2 separate regions of the Homo sapiens genome follow, and region 2 is linked to region 1. Evidence: chromatin loops called from intact Hi-C (ENCODE). Cell type or tissue: OCI-LY7. All regions are shown on one strand. Links, peaks and the distances in the headings refer to the core of each region. The heading gives the core; the rest is flanking DNA.

What was found. Peaks named below come from ENCODE experiments on the same cell type or tissue, not always from the same donor. Only the 100,000 strongest peaks of a DNase experiment are listed, where the experiment ranks them.
Region 2: it touches region 1 in a loop (4-fold over the local background); 2 of 110 quality-filtered maps call a loop at or near these places.

The regions. Positions count from the first base shown.
Region 1 is chr10:50,656,625-50,664,963 of GRCh38, reverse strand. It overlaps the pseudogene BEND3P1. Among named protein-coding and RNA genes, the nearest start is that of SGMS1-AS1, 36 kb to the right of the region's middle. RefSeq lists enhancers at 4,344-4,393, 4,514-4,593. In OCI-LY7, for the core only: a CTCF peak has its summit at 4,581 (motif pointing left); a DNase peak (open chromatin) is centred at 4,683; H3K4me3 peaks cover 4,002 bases; H3K27ac peaks cover 2,127 bases.
Region 2 is chr10:50,881,338-50,889,676 of GRCh38, reverse strand. It overlaps A1CF (APOBEC1 complementation factor), which reads left to right and starts at 4,050. Exons shown (of 13, transcript NM_014576.4): 1 at 4,050-4,096. In OCI-LY7, for the core only: no CTCF peak of the experiment used is centred there; no DNase peak of the experiment used is centred there.

The DNA.
Region 1 (8,339 bases), core at 162-8,161:
CATTTCATTTGCCATAACAAGTCATGTGGCCATACTCGAGTTAAACAGACTAGGGATGTATAATCTCTCAGACAGAGACACCACAGAGAAAGACCATGAATACTCTTCATAGTGATACATCTGCCCCATTGTGTATACATTCAGAACATGTTCCATTGCTGTGTTTATATTTCACTAAGGAGTATGGGGAGTTGATGAGGGAGTGTGTTTAGGTGTGTGAAGGCTGGTGTGTGACAAGGGAGGCATTGGCAGGTGTGGGATATTTTTATACTAACACATTTTGGGGATTTGTATCTGTTTTGGGTATTTGTATTCTGTGTCATGTATATGTGTTATATATTTAAGATATATATTTATGTAGGTAGGTTAAGTATTCAGTGGTGTCAGAAATGTGTTTTTAGGGGAACATGGGTGAGTTTTTAGTATATTACAGAAGCATAGTGGGTTTTGGGTTTATTCTGAGGGTACTGGATAGTTATGTGTTCCTATTTGAATGGTGTGTGTGTATTTGCGTGCTGGGGGTGGTTTTGTGTATTTTGACGGTTCTGTGAGATATTGTGAATATGTGTGCATACATTTGAAAAGGCAGGTAATGTTCTATGTTTTAATGGTTTGTGTGTTGGATTTGTGTGTATTCAGAGTAGAGGACTTTATGCTCACGGTGTCTAGATGAGAATTTAGGTGTACATTTTTGGTGTGAAGAATTTGGAGGCAGAGAGATGGCTGGGTGTATTTGGGTGTTACCACTATGTGTATGTAACCTGAGGATATGGACAGAATATTTATAGTTTTCAAGATGGAGGCTTGTGTATGTTTGTATTTGGGAGTATATAGCCATGTGTGTATTTGGATCTGTGAGTATATCGTGGGTGTGTTATTCAGGCATCTGCATGTTTGAGTTTGTGTAATCTGAAGAGTGTGAATTTATTCAGGAAATGTGGTGGCTGTGTGTCCACTCTAGAGCTGTGAGTGTGTGGTCTGTGCTTGTACCAGGAGAGTATAGGATAATTTCCTCTTTTTTTCTATTTTTATAACATTTTATGTAACTCATAAAACAGTGTTTGTATAAAAATTCACACAAAGTTGCTAGAGAGCATACAATTTCCAAAAATGTCCTGGGTTTTTCATTACATTAAGTTTTTCTAACGATGCACTCAAATCAATGGTAAAATGCAGACATTATGTGATACTTCATTGTCTTTAGCAAAACTATTCTCACTACTTTGTCTCCTCACAGTATTAACTCTGATACCCACTTTGTGCAGGGTTTGCTAGTACTAGGATGTCACAAAACCATTAAGGCTGGATCTACAAGAGGCAAATATTTCCAAACAGCAGTAATAGCCCCTTGGCCCCCACCCCCACTTCATATATCCATACAGTCTGTCTACACAGTGAGGCAGGGTGCAAGCTCACAACCTCCACTTGGGAGTCTCAAGATCCCCCCTCTATTGGGTGAGAAGCAAACATTTGGGGGGAATGTTGGAAACTGAGGCCATCTCTACAGGAAACCACGTGGCCATGCTCTAGTGTTTTTGGGCCAGCGACCCTTACCAATTAAACGGCCACTCAGTACATTTATAACTATCTTCATTCTTTAAAAACTTACTAACAGAGAAACCAATGAACCCTACCACCTACTGTGACTTACTAGTTCACTCAACATCAAAACGTGTCTGCTAATTTTTTAGTCCTTGGGATACAAGACAAAAAAAACAAACAAACAAGTAAAAACCAAAGAATTTAGACAGGGGGAAGGAAAGGGATTGCCAGTAGATTTCATGGAACACATTAAATTTTGAAAAAAATCAGTATTTTCTACTTCTATTGCTTCGTGTAAAAAGTTTAAAATTAAAAAAATGCCCACTGGAGCCACCTGTATGGATGGAGAAGTGAGGACATAATATAGACAGGGCACAGGACCTGCAGTCATTTCCTGATGACAGTCCAGAGGCACAGGAATAGTTCCCAGGATGTGTCCATTTCTCTTCACAGAAAGGGACTGTAAGATTTTCAGGGAAGAAGCCCTACACGAGAAAGGTGTTAAGAAAATCATCACTGAAATATGGCTTCCAAAAATTGAGCATGCTCTAGGTTACAAACAGACATATTTAATTCCTAGAACTTGTTGAACTTCTCTGACATGGGTAGATGGGAATTTCAAAAGAGTTATTAATAATTGTGCTTCTAAAGTTGCAGGGTCAACATTTCACCCTCTAGAAAGCAGGGCAATTCAGGGCTTAGAGTCTTCTTGTTTACATCGTAGAAACCAGAACAAATTTCATGGGACCCCTCACCCCCAACAACCAGCGGCCAGGTGGAGAGAAGGCCACAGCTGTCTTTGGGTAGGGCGCCTGTGTGTGCATGCTGTGTGCATGTGCTGGAGAGACTAAGGCATAGAGAAGGGCCCAAGCGATGAGGTAAAGTGAGTCTCCTGGCTGCGCTAGTCCCTTCTTTCCAGGCACAAAGAAGTTGAACTTGTTATTCATGTAGGCCCCCTTCCTCTCACCTCAGCTTTTAGTAAGCAGTGTGTGTGTGCATGAGTAGCTGTGTGTGACAGAGTAAGTCCCTGTGCCTTTCTAGATTTCAGTAATTCAGGTTTGCAGTTTCAACAGAAATAATCTGTAAATGACACAAGCAAATTTACAAGTTAGATTAGCAACTTTACATTCCTTAAAATCTGATGTTATATTTTTAAAAATGCCTCTGGGTACAGGCAAAATTATGTCATATGGCCACTGGAACTGAAGTCCTTACCAGCTATATGAAGAATATTCAGATTGTTTCTGTTATCTCTGCATTTTAAAGTAGCAAAATACTAAGCCATTAGGTTATTGAACCTGTAATATTCCCACAGGGGTTTTATGTCTACCCCATGGGATTCAATTAATTTTCCTGGACTCTGGTTAGACTGTTTCCTTTCCCTCTTAGGCATTTGGCCCCCAAAGTCAGGAAGGTAAAAGTGTCATTTTTAAAGATTTTACCTGTCAGGGAATTTCCTTGTTGGTGCTCCTGGAAAGCATGCAGCTGGCCGGCAGGAGTCTGACATTCTCAGTCAGTGGGGAGAGAAGACATGTGTCTCCTAAAGCCAAGAGGTAGCCAGGTGGAGGACAGCAGGACTTTCTAGGGAGTCCAAGGGGAAAGTTCTGAGTGGACTCTGGGAAGGGACATGGGTGCCCCATCTGAGATGACCTGTGTCCTTCCAATGCCTGGTATCCCCAAGAGGTGCCCAGACATGGACCCGCCCTGGGGAACGAGGATGTGGTGCTGCCTGGAGGAGCTAACACTGAGGTTTGGGGAAGTCACCACACAGCTCCCAGAACCCAGAATCTCCGACAAGCAACCATGTGTGGAGAGGGAATGAGGACAGTGGAAGGACACAGCTCAAATGAAGACACTGCGGACATGTTTCCATGGCTTTCTACATTCTTCATCATCATCAAGTGTTCTCCTCTACACAGTGAGCACAACATTTTACCCACGTGCCTGATGGACAGGCCAAGCTGAATGGAAGACTTCTGAGGCACTGGAGCAGAAGGGAAAACTTGCACATGGTCACAAAGGACTTCACACTGTTCCATCCCCTCTACTGCCATCCAAGAGGCCTCTTGACTCTTCCAGAATCAGATGTAAAAGACAAGGTCAGTAAAATCAGTATCCATGCCACCTGAAGCTGTGATTAGGCATTGTACACGAACATGGCACTTTTATTTACTTATTTATTTATTTATTATTTATTTTGAGATGGAGTTTTGCTCTTGTCGCCCAGGCTGGCGCTCAGTGGCACTATGTTGGCTCACTGCAACCTCTGCCTTCCGAGTTCAAGTGATTCTCCTGTCAGCCTCCCGAGTAGCTGGAATTACAGGCACCCACCACCATACCTGGCCAATTTTTGCTTTTTTTTTTTTTTAAGTAGAGATGGGGTTTCACCGTTGGCCAGGCTGGTCCTGAACTCCTGACCTCAGGTAATCCACCTGCCTTGGCCTCCCAAAGTGCTGGGATTACAGGCATGAGCCACCGCACCTGGACTGAAGATGGCACTTTTAAAAAGATTTTTTTCTAAGTAAAATGGCCCCCAAAGAGCCCAATGATTTTTTTAAGGGTTTATTTTTAATTTTTAAAAAACTGGATAAAAATGAAAGCTGTAAAATATGGGAAGAGGAGCAAGAGAGCTGCTGAGTTTGCATTTGAAATTGTGAGGGGCTGGGGAGGACACGACCAGGTAGAGAGGACCGCTACCCACTAGTCCCTGCTCTCACAGCTTGCGCTCCCCACACTCAGGCTGCACCGCCAGGGAACACAGGACAGAAGTCTAGAGGACAAGAGACCAAACTCAAGTCTTCTTTCTTGTGGTTGGTTGGGTGTTTACATGTGCAAGTGTAGTAAGCCACACACCCCACGGACATAAGGTGCCTGTCTGTGGATGCCATAGGCATGCTCCTAAGCTCAGTCTCTAGTGACCCCGAGTCTCTGGGCAGGCCATGGGCCTTCACTTCTCCACTTTCTAGGCTTTCTTGAGGATGCCGCATTTTTTCCTGTTAGGGCAGTGGCACTGCTCATCATTGCTGGGGATACATTCGCAGTGCCACACCTCCTCCACCTTCTCCACGGGGTAGACGGCTTCCACCTAGTGGTAGATGAGCCGCAGCTGCGTAGGGTCCAGCTGCTTCTTGTTGCAAGCCCGGAAATGGTTGTACTGCAGCCGGAAGTTCTCGGCGGTGGAGGAGCCCCGCGGCAAAGTTGCCCACGGAGAGGCTCTGCTGCACGATCTCGCGCACCTCCTTGTCGGACAGCAGGTAGGGAGAGCGCACTGGGAAGCTCGGTGAAGGACCACCACCTCATCCAAGGGGATCTTGCAGAAGTCCTTGCTGCTCCTCTCAGGGGCAGCGGGGGACCCTCAAACTCCTCCCTGAACCTCTCAGGATTGATTGCATAGCTCCTCATGTTTCTACACTCGGGGCCAGCACGTGGACCTTGCACTGCTGCTGGTAGGAGCGCCTCTGTTCGTGTTCCAGTGCAGGTTGCCCATGAACTCCAGGGTCCAGACGCGATTGTTTTTGGTGCAGAGGTAGAGCAGGTGCACTTAGTGGCGAATGAGCTTGATGCAGGACGGGTCCAGCTGCTTCTTGCCCAGGGAGTCGCTGCAGCTGTACTGCTTGTGCAGGTTGTCATGGGTGAAGAGCTTGGGGAACAGGGGCACCAGCAGGCGCGAGGTGAAGTTGCCGATGGACAGGCTGCTCTCCTAGATACTGCGAAGATGCTCGTTGCTGAGCAGGCAGTCGGCGCCGGGCAACTCCAAGTTGGGCTGGGGATCTCCAATTTGTCCAAGTCGATAGGTACCAGTCAGATCTTCTTGGAGCGGCACCGCTCGCCCTTGAAGCTGTCCTCCACCCTGATTACTGAGATGTCATCGGGCAGGCTGGAGGAGTTGTAGCAGTTGTTGCGTGGGGGGCTTGCCTTCGCTGCCCGCGTCCAGCCCCAGGCCCTGGAGCTTGTCGTTGATGCACTGGGCGCACCGCTGCAGCCAGGCCTCCTCCTCCTGCATGTGGGGGAAGTAGACCTCCGTGTAGTTGCTGATGATCTGCAGCCTCTGCGGGTCCAGCTCCTGCTTGCCGCCGTCCCCGTAGCAGCTGTCCTGCTCACCCAGCTTGCTGTAGTGGAAGAGCTCAGGGAAGAGCCAGTGGAGGAGGAAGACGGCAAACTCACCGGGTGAAGAGGCTTCATCCAGGAACTAGGTGAGGGCCTACATGTCCACCACGTGGTCTGAGGCGATGGTGCTGCTCCTGTCCAGAGACAGGCCCTCCTCCTCATCTTTGTGGTCCAGGAAGTGGCCGGGGTCCACTGCTCAGCCTCAAGCTGGCAGCCTGGCCACCAGGCTGGCTGTTCTCCATCTCCCGCTGGGCCCAGAAGCGGCTGAAGAACTTACTCAGCTGGGGCAAGCACTCGGCCTGTCACACAGCCCTCTCCTTCACCGAGGGGTAGTAGACCTCCATGTAGTTGTGGATGAGCTGCAGGTGCAGTGACTCCAGCTTAAGCTTGGCCTCAAAGCTGCAGGCACTGCAGCCTTGGGAGAAGTTGACTGTGGCTGAAGAGCTTGGGGAAGAGCTGCACCAGCAGCCAGCAGGCCAGGACCCCACCTGACAGGCTCTGGTCCAAGATCTGCTTGAGCTCCATGCCCGTGAGCTGCTATGGGGTGGTGGGGGTCGGCTGGAATTTGGCCACCATCTCAGTGGGGTTCACCTTCAGGGAGAGCAGGTCCACTTTGCTGTGCAGCTGGGACCTGTTGGACGTGAGCGTGTTGAGCATGTAGAACATCTCCTGGATCAGGAAGTAGATGTTAGGGTCACTGTTGGTGGCTGCCCCAGTGCTGCCACAGTCCCATTTCTATGGCTCATTCAGGAGCCTAAGCAGCAAGGGGCTGTTGCTGGCATTTGCCTTCTGGAAGAGCTCATATGTGTTTAGCAGGTCCCCTGAGGGAGGGTTCTTCTTCTCCATGACCTTGTGCAAGATGCCATACAGAGGCTTCTTGTAGTAAGGGGTGGTGGCATGGTTGCGGGGCTCCTCCTTGCCTGCCCACACAGAGCCTGAGCTCCTGCCTTGCCAGCCTGCTCTCCATTGCCTTGGCAGGGCGAGCTGTTCTTGGGTTCCACATGCCTGCTAGGAGCGCCTCTGGGATCAGCTACCTCCTCTCCACACTGGGGATGGAGTCTGGCTGGCCATTGCTGACCAGCTGAGTCCTTGAGGGCAGTAAAGACGCTGTCCAGAGGGTGCTTCTCAGAAGTCCTGGAATTCACGGAGCAGCCTAGAGCAGCATCTTTGGCCTCTGTCTCCACTCTCACTTCTTAGAAGTTCTTCTACATCAATTTTTTTTGGAGATGGTTCTGACTCTGTCACCCAGGCTGGAGTGCAGCAGTTGATCAGAGCTCACTGCATCCTTGACCTCCCAGACTCAAAAGAGCCTAGCTACTTAGGAGTAGCTAGGACTACAGGCCACGGCCACCATGCCTGGCTAATCTTTTAAATTTTTTGTAGAGGCAGAGGTCTCTCACTGTGTTGCCCAGACAAGTCTCAAATTCTCGGGCTCAAGTGGTCCTCCCAAAGTGCTGGGATTAATGGCGTGAGACACCGTACCTGGCCATATTTTTTTTTTTTTTCAAAAAATTCATTTGTAGAGTTTAAAAAGTATCTTTCGATCAAGAGTTCTTATTGTATTTATGTTTGCAAATTTCATTTCCCATTCTGTTGCTTGCCTTTTCACTCAGTGAGTTATTTTATGATTACAAATCCCTATTTTTTATGTTATTTTATTACTATTTATTAACCTATTTATCTTATTTACTAGCCTTCAATAGTTACTTTTTGAGTCTTTTTTTAAATCTTAAGGTCATAGAAGTGTCCTCTGTATTACTTTTTAAAAACTGTACTGTTTTATGTTACACATTGGCTTCTATATGAAATAATTTTTGTGTATGTTGTGAGGTTGGATGTTAATATTCATTTTTCTCTGTACCGATGTATGAAAGACACCACAATTTATTGAAAATGAATCTTTTCCTCATTGTACTGAAGCACTATTTTTTTCACAAATCAGCTAAATATATTGTGTGGTTCTCTTTATGAGCTCTCTATTCTGTTTCATTGAAATATCTATACTTGCACCTTTTCCATAATGTCATAATTGATATACATTTATAAAAACTTTATATCTAATAGTGTAAGTCTTCACATTATATTTTTTCTTCAAAGTTATCTATACACTGCATTTTCATTTGCATTTTATAGTCAGTTTTTCAGTTGCCACCAAATATAATGCAGACAAATTATGCTATTACTAATCACAGTATTGTGATTTTCAGTGTATTACAAATATAGATTTATTTAAAATACTGAATCTTTCTTCTAATACCAAGAATGACATAGGAACATGGTACACCTTTATTTCTGTTGAATATCTTTAATTTCTCTCAGTAAAATCTCACAATTTTCAGTAAAGGGATTGCATATGCTATGTTATATTTTATATTAGGAATTCAATGTTTCTTCCTGGAAACATTTCAGATTTTTAATATTTTATTTGATTTAGACTCACTATATTTGGAAAGCTTTAATTGTAATTTTATTTTTAATAGATATAGAGCTATTCGGATTTGCTATTTATTCTTGTGTCACTGTTAATGATTTTCTAGAAATGTATCTATTTCATCAAATTATGTCAAAATTTTTGACTTAAAGTTACTTATTACATTCTCTTTTTCTATCCCATGACTATAGAATCTATAATGATTTCCTTGTTATTATTGATGATATTTAGAATTTGTGGATACTCTTTTTTTTTTTAA
Region 2 (8,339 bases), core at 245-8,244, 220 kb before region 1:
TTAGATGCTTTGCCTCCTTCAAGTTCAAATCACCAACTTACTTGAATATGTACAAGAGTAAAATTATTCTAAGACAACAAAAAAAAAAAAAAAAAAAGGAGAGAAGCAGGCAGTGTTATCCCATGGCAATTTATTCTCCACTCTACACCCAGAATCTACACAAATAGTCCAAGTGGCTCCCCTTCTTCAGATGCTTCCGTGACTTCCTTCCCATTGGCCCTGGATAATGCTGGGAATCTAGTGATGGCCCTTTATGAATCGTCTGACTTGGCTACCTACTCCAGTCAATTTCCCCATCATTTTCCCTCTTGCCCTTCACAACCGACCTTCTACCAGTTTTTTGAATGTGCCTAACTCATGCGAACTCAGGGCATCCCTATGAGCTATTTCCACTCACTAGAATGCCCACCTCCCATCCACACATCCTTCAGGTCTCAGCTTAAATGTCTTGTGTTCTGGAAGGCTTTCCTCAAGTACCTCCCAACCCACCCAGCCCTACACAAGGTTAGGTCCCTATGTTTTATGTTCTGTTTAGCATTCTGTACTTCTCCTTCATAACACTTATTACAACTATAATTAGTTAATCATTGGGGTATATGCTTAATGTGTGTACCTTCCATCTGGTCTGTTAACCACTGAATCCCTTAAGACTAGCACAGTATTTTCCAAACGCTTAAAATTGTGATCCACAATAAAAAATAAAGTTTACTTCATAACCAATACACACAGATAGATACATAATTAGAAAAAAAGTTTCATAAATAGTATTACCCCTTTCTTTTTTGTTTTTTGGTTTTTTTGTTTGTATTTTTTTTGAGACAGTGTCTCGCTCTGTCACCCAGGTTGGAGTGCAGTGGCCCGATCTCTGCTCACTGCAAGCTCCGCCTCCCAGGTTCGCGCCATTCTCCTGCCTCAGCCTCCCGAGTAGCTGGGATTACAGGCACCCACCACCACGCCCAGCTAATTTTTTGTATTTTTAGTAGAGACAAGGTTTCACCGTGTTAGCCAGGATGGTCTTGATCTCCTGACCTGGTGATCCGCCTGCCTCGGCCTCCCAAAGTGCTGGGATTACAGGCATGAGCCACCGCGCCTGGCCAGTATTACCCTTTCTAGATGCAATTCACTTGATATTTTCTGTTCTATTTTAATATGTTAGATACAACCCACTTTATTGATTTTATAGCCTACTAATAGACTCAAATCTCATTTTAAGTAATCACCTTTCTAATGCAACACTTAGCAGAGAGAAGTTTCTCAGTAATTGTTTGTAGAATAAAGTAATAGAAAATTCACATTTACCAGCCACTATCTAAACTGGTTTATTTTTACAAAGTAAAGGCAAATCTTGCCATCCTGGGTACAGTTAGCTCTCTTGATTAGACTGATGAGATCAAGGTCATAAATTTGATCTCATTCTGATGGATTGGTTTCTCTGTCCCAGGGCCAGAGACTTTCTCTCTAAGTACCCCTCAGAAAAAGAAAGGCTGATCCATTGTTTTTATTTTTATTCCTGATCAGTGTATTCCTATCCTTGTAACAAAATGGTTTAAAAAACAAAAGCAATAAAAATAGAAAGCAATAACCTAATAATTCATTACTACCAAATTCATTACTACCACTGGCTGTTAGGAGTAATATATGAATTGTCCTACGGAAATCATCAGATTTTGGGTTAATGCGATTGTAGTCCTGCCCTGTTGAATGCCAGGATCCATCAAATAAGCAACTGACATGTTTTTAATAACTGGTTACAATAGACTGAATGTTTGTGTTTCTCCTAAAATTAATATGTTGAAACCCTAACCCCCAATGTGATGGTATTTGGAAATAGGTCCTTTTGGAAGTAATTATGGTTAGAGTAGGTCATGAGGCTAGGTCCCTCATGACCCTCAGGACCTAGGTCCCTCATTTTAAAAATAGGTGCCCTTATTTTTAAAAAGGAGAAGACATGAGATCTCTCTTTCTGCATGCATGCACCAAGGAAGGCCATGTAAGGACATAACCAAAAAGAGGGTCCTGCTGGCACCCTGATTTTGGATTTCCAGCCTCCAGAACGATGAGAAACAAGTGTTTGTTGTTGAAGCTACCCACTGTATGGTTTTCTTTTTGTTTTCTTTTGTTTTGTTTTTAGATGAAGTCTCACTCTGTTGCCCAGGCTGGAGTGCAGTGGCATGATCTTGGCTCACTGCGAACTCCACCTCCCGGGTTCAAGTGATTCCCCTGCCTCCGCCTCCCAAGTAGCTGAGACCACAGGTGTGCACCACCATGCCCAGCTAATTTTTTTGTATTTTAGTAGGGATGGGGTTTCGCCATGTTGGACAGGATGGTCTCAATCTCCTTACCTTGTGATCCACCTGCCTCAGCCTCCCAAAGTGCTGGGATTACAGGCATGAGCCACCACACCCAGCCTTGTATGGTATTTTATTATAGTAACCTGAATGGACTGAGACTCTAGTTAATATCGTTCCTTTTACCTGTTGTGTTTTGGTGTTTCCATCAGATGCCTAAAAATCCTAGCTTTCCTTTCTTCATCTCCACTTATCACCATCTAAGCCCCTATCACAAAAAACAATAAAAGAAACCCTCTCAAAACTGTCCATCTTACAACATCAACAGTTCTTTATTGGACTGGGCAAACTCAAAGAATTCCCCACTCAATTGGGAACCATGCAACCCCAGACTGAGCTTTCACTAGGAAACCATCAGGGCTACTTTGTGAGGGAATCCCTTCCCAAGAAGGAAGTAGAGGGATGTGTCCCTCATTCAGCTATCTAGCTGGGTGGGGCATAAATGCTTTCTCTAGGTCTAACATCAGGGGAGCAATTCTGGGGTAAAACAATTGTTCCTGGGGTGTTTTTGTTAAACTCTATCATCCATTGCTATGGGAAAATGGTAAATCATTTCATGTTTGAGAACTGAAATAATTCCATGTTTGAGAACTAAAAACTGTAAGCAGAACTAGCATTCCAACAGTATCTTTTATCTCTTCTCTTACATATTCATAGATGTGCTTAATTGATGGATCTTCCTTTGCGTCTATATTATAGAAGGATTGCTTGTTTTGTGCTTTTCTATAGACAAAAATGCTCTCTTAATAGTTGGTTCCTAGAAAATTAGACTCCTTTTACTAGAACTAAAGGCAAGTAGGGGTATCCTCTAATTCTAGTTTTGGAATGTGTGGTTTCCAAGCTCTTAAACCAAAATTTACTCAAAATTAGGAAGGTTTTGGTTCTTCTTCCTTTTTTAAATGTGGGCTTTATTACCCTTAGGGATTTCTTCTGTAGACTACAGCTCTTACCAGAGAACTCAGAGTATAATGTTTGTATTTCTGAAAGCACCATTTCTCTATTTTTCAAGAAACTCAGTTACCACTGAGATTTCAGGCAATGAACAATAGCATCAGCTATCATATAACCCCAGTATGTAGCTGATTATTGTGCTTCTCACACAGTGGCCTCCTCTTAAAATCTAAATGAGCAGCTTGTATACAAAGAAGTATGCTTTCCCCAACCTGATCTGGCCTAAATCTATCTACTTTGTTATATAAATGCTTTGTGTATTTTCTGTTTGTAAGCCAGCATTTATCTACGTACTTGACCTAAAACTCCACACTTTACTCCATGTAATATAGTGATATAAAAAGTGTAAAACAAAGAAATATTCTCCTAAATTACCTTAGCTATAATATCACTTTGACATAGTAAAAAACAAAGGAAGTAACATAAAGGAAAGCTTAGGTATCCAATTGCAGTGAGTTTTTACTTTTTAAATATATCGTATAAGCCAATAAAATATCTTCAAAATAATATTTACCCCAACATTTTTACAACATTTATTTTAATTTTATAAACAAATAACAAAGATAGTTTTAGTAGATTATATCTGGGCTGTAGTGACCCAATTATCTGGTCAAAGGGCTGCATGGATGCAAGAGACAGGGTGAGTTAAAGTTTAACTCCCAGGAATTGTAAACCAAACCTAAAGCCACTGAACCTTTGGAGTTTGATATGACGATTAGAGCATAACCCGAGTGACACGTTGAATTCGCCATAATCAAGGAAACCTTTTCCGGGTGGGGATCTCTGAAATTACTCAGGTATGATCCATGTGTTTTGCTTTTTTCTATTTCAACTCTGTGAAACTGTGTATTGTGGTATCAGTGGGAATGCAGTGAAAACAGCTTTTACCCTCTTCTGTTATCGAGCCTAATTCAAAGAATTATCTAGCTTGTTTTTAGACTAATGAAACAACCAGAAAACAAAAGAATATATTGGAATTATTATATAATCTCTAAATGAGATAGCTGCCAGGATTTAATAAATTTCTGTAGACTTACCACGGAGGGTTCAAGAGTGGAGCCAATGTTGTGAGAAGTTTATTTAGCTCTAACCAGACAGCAGGGAGAGTTGTGGTTGAGTGCCTGTCCCAATCCTAGGACCCTGAGAAACAAAAATATAATTAACAAAAGAAATAGTATTAACATCACCAGCAGATTTTGAGTTCTGTGTGTGGGTCATAATTCCTATCATACTTTAGACTTCATATATTCAATTATCTCCAGAGCTACTACCACCATAAAAAAGAAAGTCTTGGTACAACTCTTGCGATTCCGCCTGCCATTATCTTGCTAACCAAAGGAATGTTTAAACTATTCACTTTTGATTCTGACCAAAAAAATATTATGGAAAATGACTGGTTTTCAGTGTGTTAAATCTGAACCTTGGAATGGCTAATTATTATATTGTTTCCACAATTTGGGCAACTGTGCTGAGGTGGATATATTTTCACATATTTTTTTTGTGTACTCCAAAAACATTATAATGGTATTTTAGCTAAAGAAAGAAATCAATCTGGACATTTACCAAAAATATCCCATTTTTACCAGAAACCCCCTAAACTCTCTGACTTTTTGTCATGATTACCTATGTAAATTCCAAGAAGAAAGGATTCCAAACTAAACAATTTTATTTACTATAGGACTTTTCAGATATGTATTGTATATCTCCAAGAAGATGAAGAACACAGCATTATTTGCACATTGTGCAGGATTAGTGTTTTATAGATCGTATTTTGGCAAATTCAGCTCTAGTTATAGTTTAGGAGCATCAAAAAATGTGTTGGTCTGCTCTGAAATTTTCTTTATAACGTGTGCTATGGAGCATGCAATGGGAGCACAGGTCTGGAAATGACAGTGATATCACTTATTTGTCAAAGCAGTAAGGTTTTGCCCTGCTAAATACAGAGAAAGAGACAAATGACTTATAAGGTTCATACTTTCTGGAATAACATTGACTCTGCCCATTTCAGACAACTCTTAACATTTTACTGTTCTATTTTACTATTTATCGATTTCAAGGGAAAAAAGAAGACAGCTGGCAAGGAAAAGAAATATTGTTGTGGGCAAACATTATAAAATGACATAATGGATATTAAAACACTATAAATACTTTGTTCTTATTTTCTACTGCACTAATGCCAAGGTGGTTTTATGTCATTTCAAATATCAACATTTCCTACACTATATTCAGTGGATGTTAATAAATGTGGCTCAAAAGAAAAGCAACTCCATTGTCAAGTAAGTTGAGGAAACAGTGTTAGAAAAGTTATAGCAGGTTTTGTTACCACATGAGTGTTTTGAGTAATAATGATAACAAGCATCTGTGAAGCACTATATTATCGGGTCTACTTCTAAGTTCTCTCCATGCATTATCTCATGTTATTCTTGGAACAACTCTATGGTGTGATACTATTATAACAGTTTATAAATGGGAAAATGGAGGCACAGACAAATTACCTAACAGGCTCAGCTACTCAGTTAGCAAGTGGCAGAGCCAGGCTCCTTTGTCTGGTAGTCTGATCCAGAGCCCAAGCACGTAACCATTATATCATACGCTCGAGCACTGGGGACTCATGACACATGCAAATATTGTCATTTATCACAACTATCTAAGAGAGTAGGCAACGTTTTGTTTCCTGGGCTTAATTTACAACAGAACATCTTCTTTCAGGAACATCTATCAATATCTCTCAAAATTGGCATTTCTCAGAATACAGAACAAGAAAGACCAAATCGCTTTTATAGCCCATGTCCAGCATTCAGAACAATCAGAATCCATTGAAATAATCACAGTTGAAAAATCTAAAGGACTTTAGAGTCTAGTCTTCCACCAAATAGGACTATGCCTATCTGAGAAACTTTTAAAATTAATTACGGAAAGAACACTAGGCTTTGTGCCTCGACACAGCTAAGTGGAAACGCCTATTGTAAAACTCCCTAGGTTTGTGACCTTGGGCATATTGTTTGACTCCACTGAATCTCAGATTCCTCAAATGTGAAATGGGGGTAAGATCTGACCCATAGTATTTTGTGAAGTTTAAATTAGATGATAAAGCAAAGGAGAGAAATGTGGTCCCCGGTACTTAAGAATTCAGCAAAAACCCCACTTCCCTTTTCATTTTCCTATTTGTAACAACCTCCAGAAAAATTTTCTAAAATTGCCCAAGTATACCTATTAGGCCTTGTTTTTCAAAACAATACTAATAAAGTTGAAATCACAAACTGTACATAAAAAATTTTGATTAATCACAAATAGTAGCACTATTCCATTTATTCAGAGAAAGACAGTCTGTAAATTTTTTTAGTATTAAAGCACACACACAGAGTATATTTTTATTTTAGAGATTATTGCTGAAGAAAACTCTTAGTTATAAAACCCCAACACCTTTTCACCCAAACCCATGGGACACCCTGACACAGTGCATGCTCATTTCATCATGGAGGCAGTTGATGTTAAAAATCTGTTTCAGTAACTGTCTTTTAAAAATTGTCATCCCTTAGAAAGCTGAGTAGTACTGTGGGTACTATTGCACAATGGTTTTCATTACCTTATGTGTCTCTAAAATGACTCAATAAGTTCAAACAAGACAGTATTGATCGACAGAGGATAAACACCATTTTATCTTATTCACAGAAACAGTAACCAGGCTCCTGCAAAGTGCAGCTCTCACAATCCAACTGCCCCCAGGAAAAGCATCTGGAAAAGGAGCAGCACTCTTGCGGTGACATTCTGTATTAGAAATCTGTATCCCATCTGCTCCTTGGCCTGATCCTGTAAAATCTGGAGAGTTATTAACAAATGTTTGCTGCTGATTCAACCAGGAAAGCTAGTTCATCATTTCATTTCATCAAATCTACTCCAACTAGGTTATCAGTTTTTTGTTGTTGATGATGGTTTGTTTGTATGAGATGGAGTATCGTTCTGTTGCCTAGGCTGGAGTGGTGGTGCAATCTCAGCTCATCACAACCTCCACCTCCTGGATTCAAGTGATTCTTGTGCCTCAGCCTCCCGAGTAGCTGGGATTACAGGCACACGCCACCATGCCAGGCTAACTTTTGTATTTTTAGTAGAGACGGGGTTTCATTATGTTGGCTAGGCTGGTCTCGAACTCCTGAACTCATGATCTGCCTGCCTCAGCCTCCCAAAGTGCTGGGATTACAGGCATGAGCCAACATGCCCGGTCTAGGTTATCAGTTTTAATGACCACTTAGAATTTTTAATTTAATAAACTAAAATTTTGTATTGAATATTTTTGATTGATGCAATCCAAAAATTAAAACATGCCCTTTTGTAAAAAATCATCGTCCTGTATAAGATATGCTGGTATCTTGAGAGCTCTAATTTGATTTCTTTTAAACATATGTAAGCTAAGATTTTTATCCTATATAGATTTATATGTGGAGTTTTATGCATATATGTATTAACAATCACATGGAGAACATTTTCCAAGTTTGTTTATTCAATAGGAATTGGTCCCTGGTAATATTAAGAGAGAAATACTAATAAGGATGTAAGATAAATCCTTCTGATTTGCACAGTTAAGTGCAATGCTCTGCTCCAGATGTAATATGACTAAAGAGAATTAACACATGACAATTTAGGCAGACAGAATGTCTAAGTGAGCAGATTGGTTTATAATTCTATAAAATCCCACCTGCAGTAGTGATGTAGTGATGCCTTCCCTCCCTCCAGCAATTAAAAACTATTCATTGTTTTAGGATGCCCAATTGATTTAAAAATCACTAGGTTTAAGTAGTAGAACTAACTACAATATCTTATTTCCATAGGATATTCTAGTTTATAAAGCTTTTCATATACAAGAACTTATAAAGATTTTTAATGGCAAATTTCTTATAGTTGATGTCAATTCAGTATGCCTAGTTTCTTCAAGGTAACTGTGTCAATATTCACCATTCCAATTGTACAAATCTGATTAACTGAAAGATGCTCCCACCTATCGTTTATAAGCCCAACTCTGTTTATGTAACACAATGATGTCCA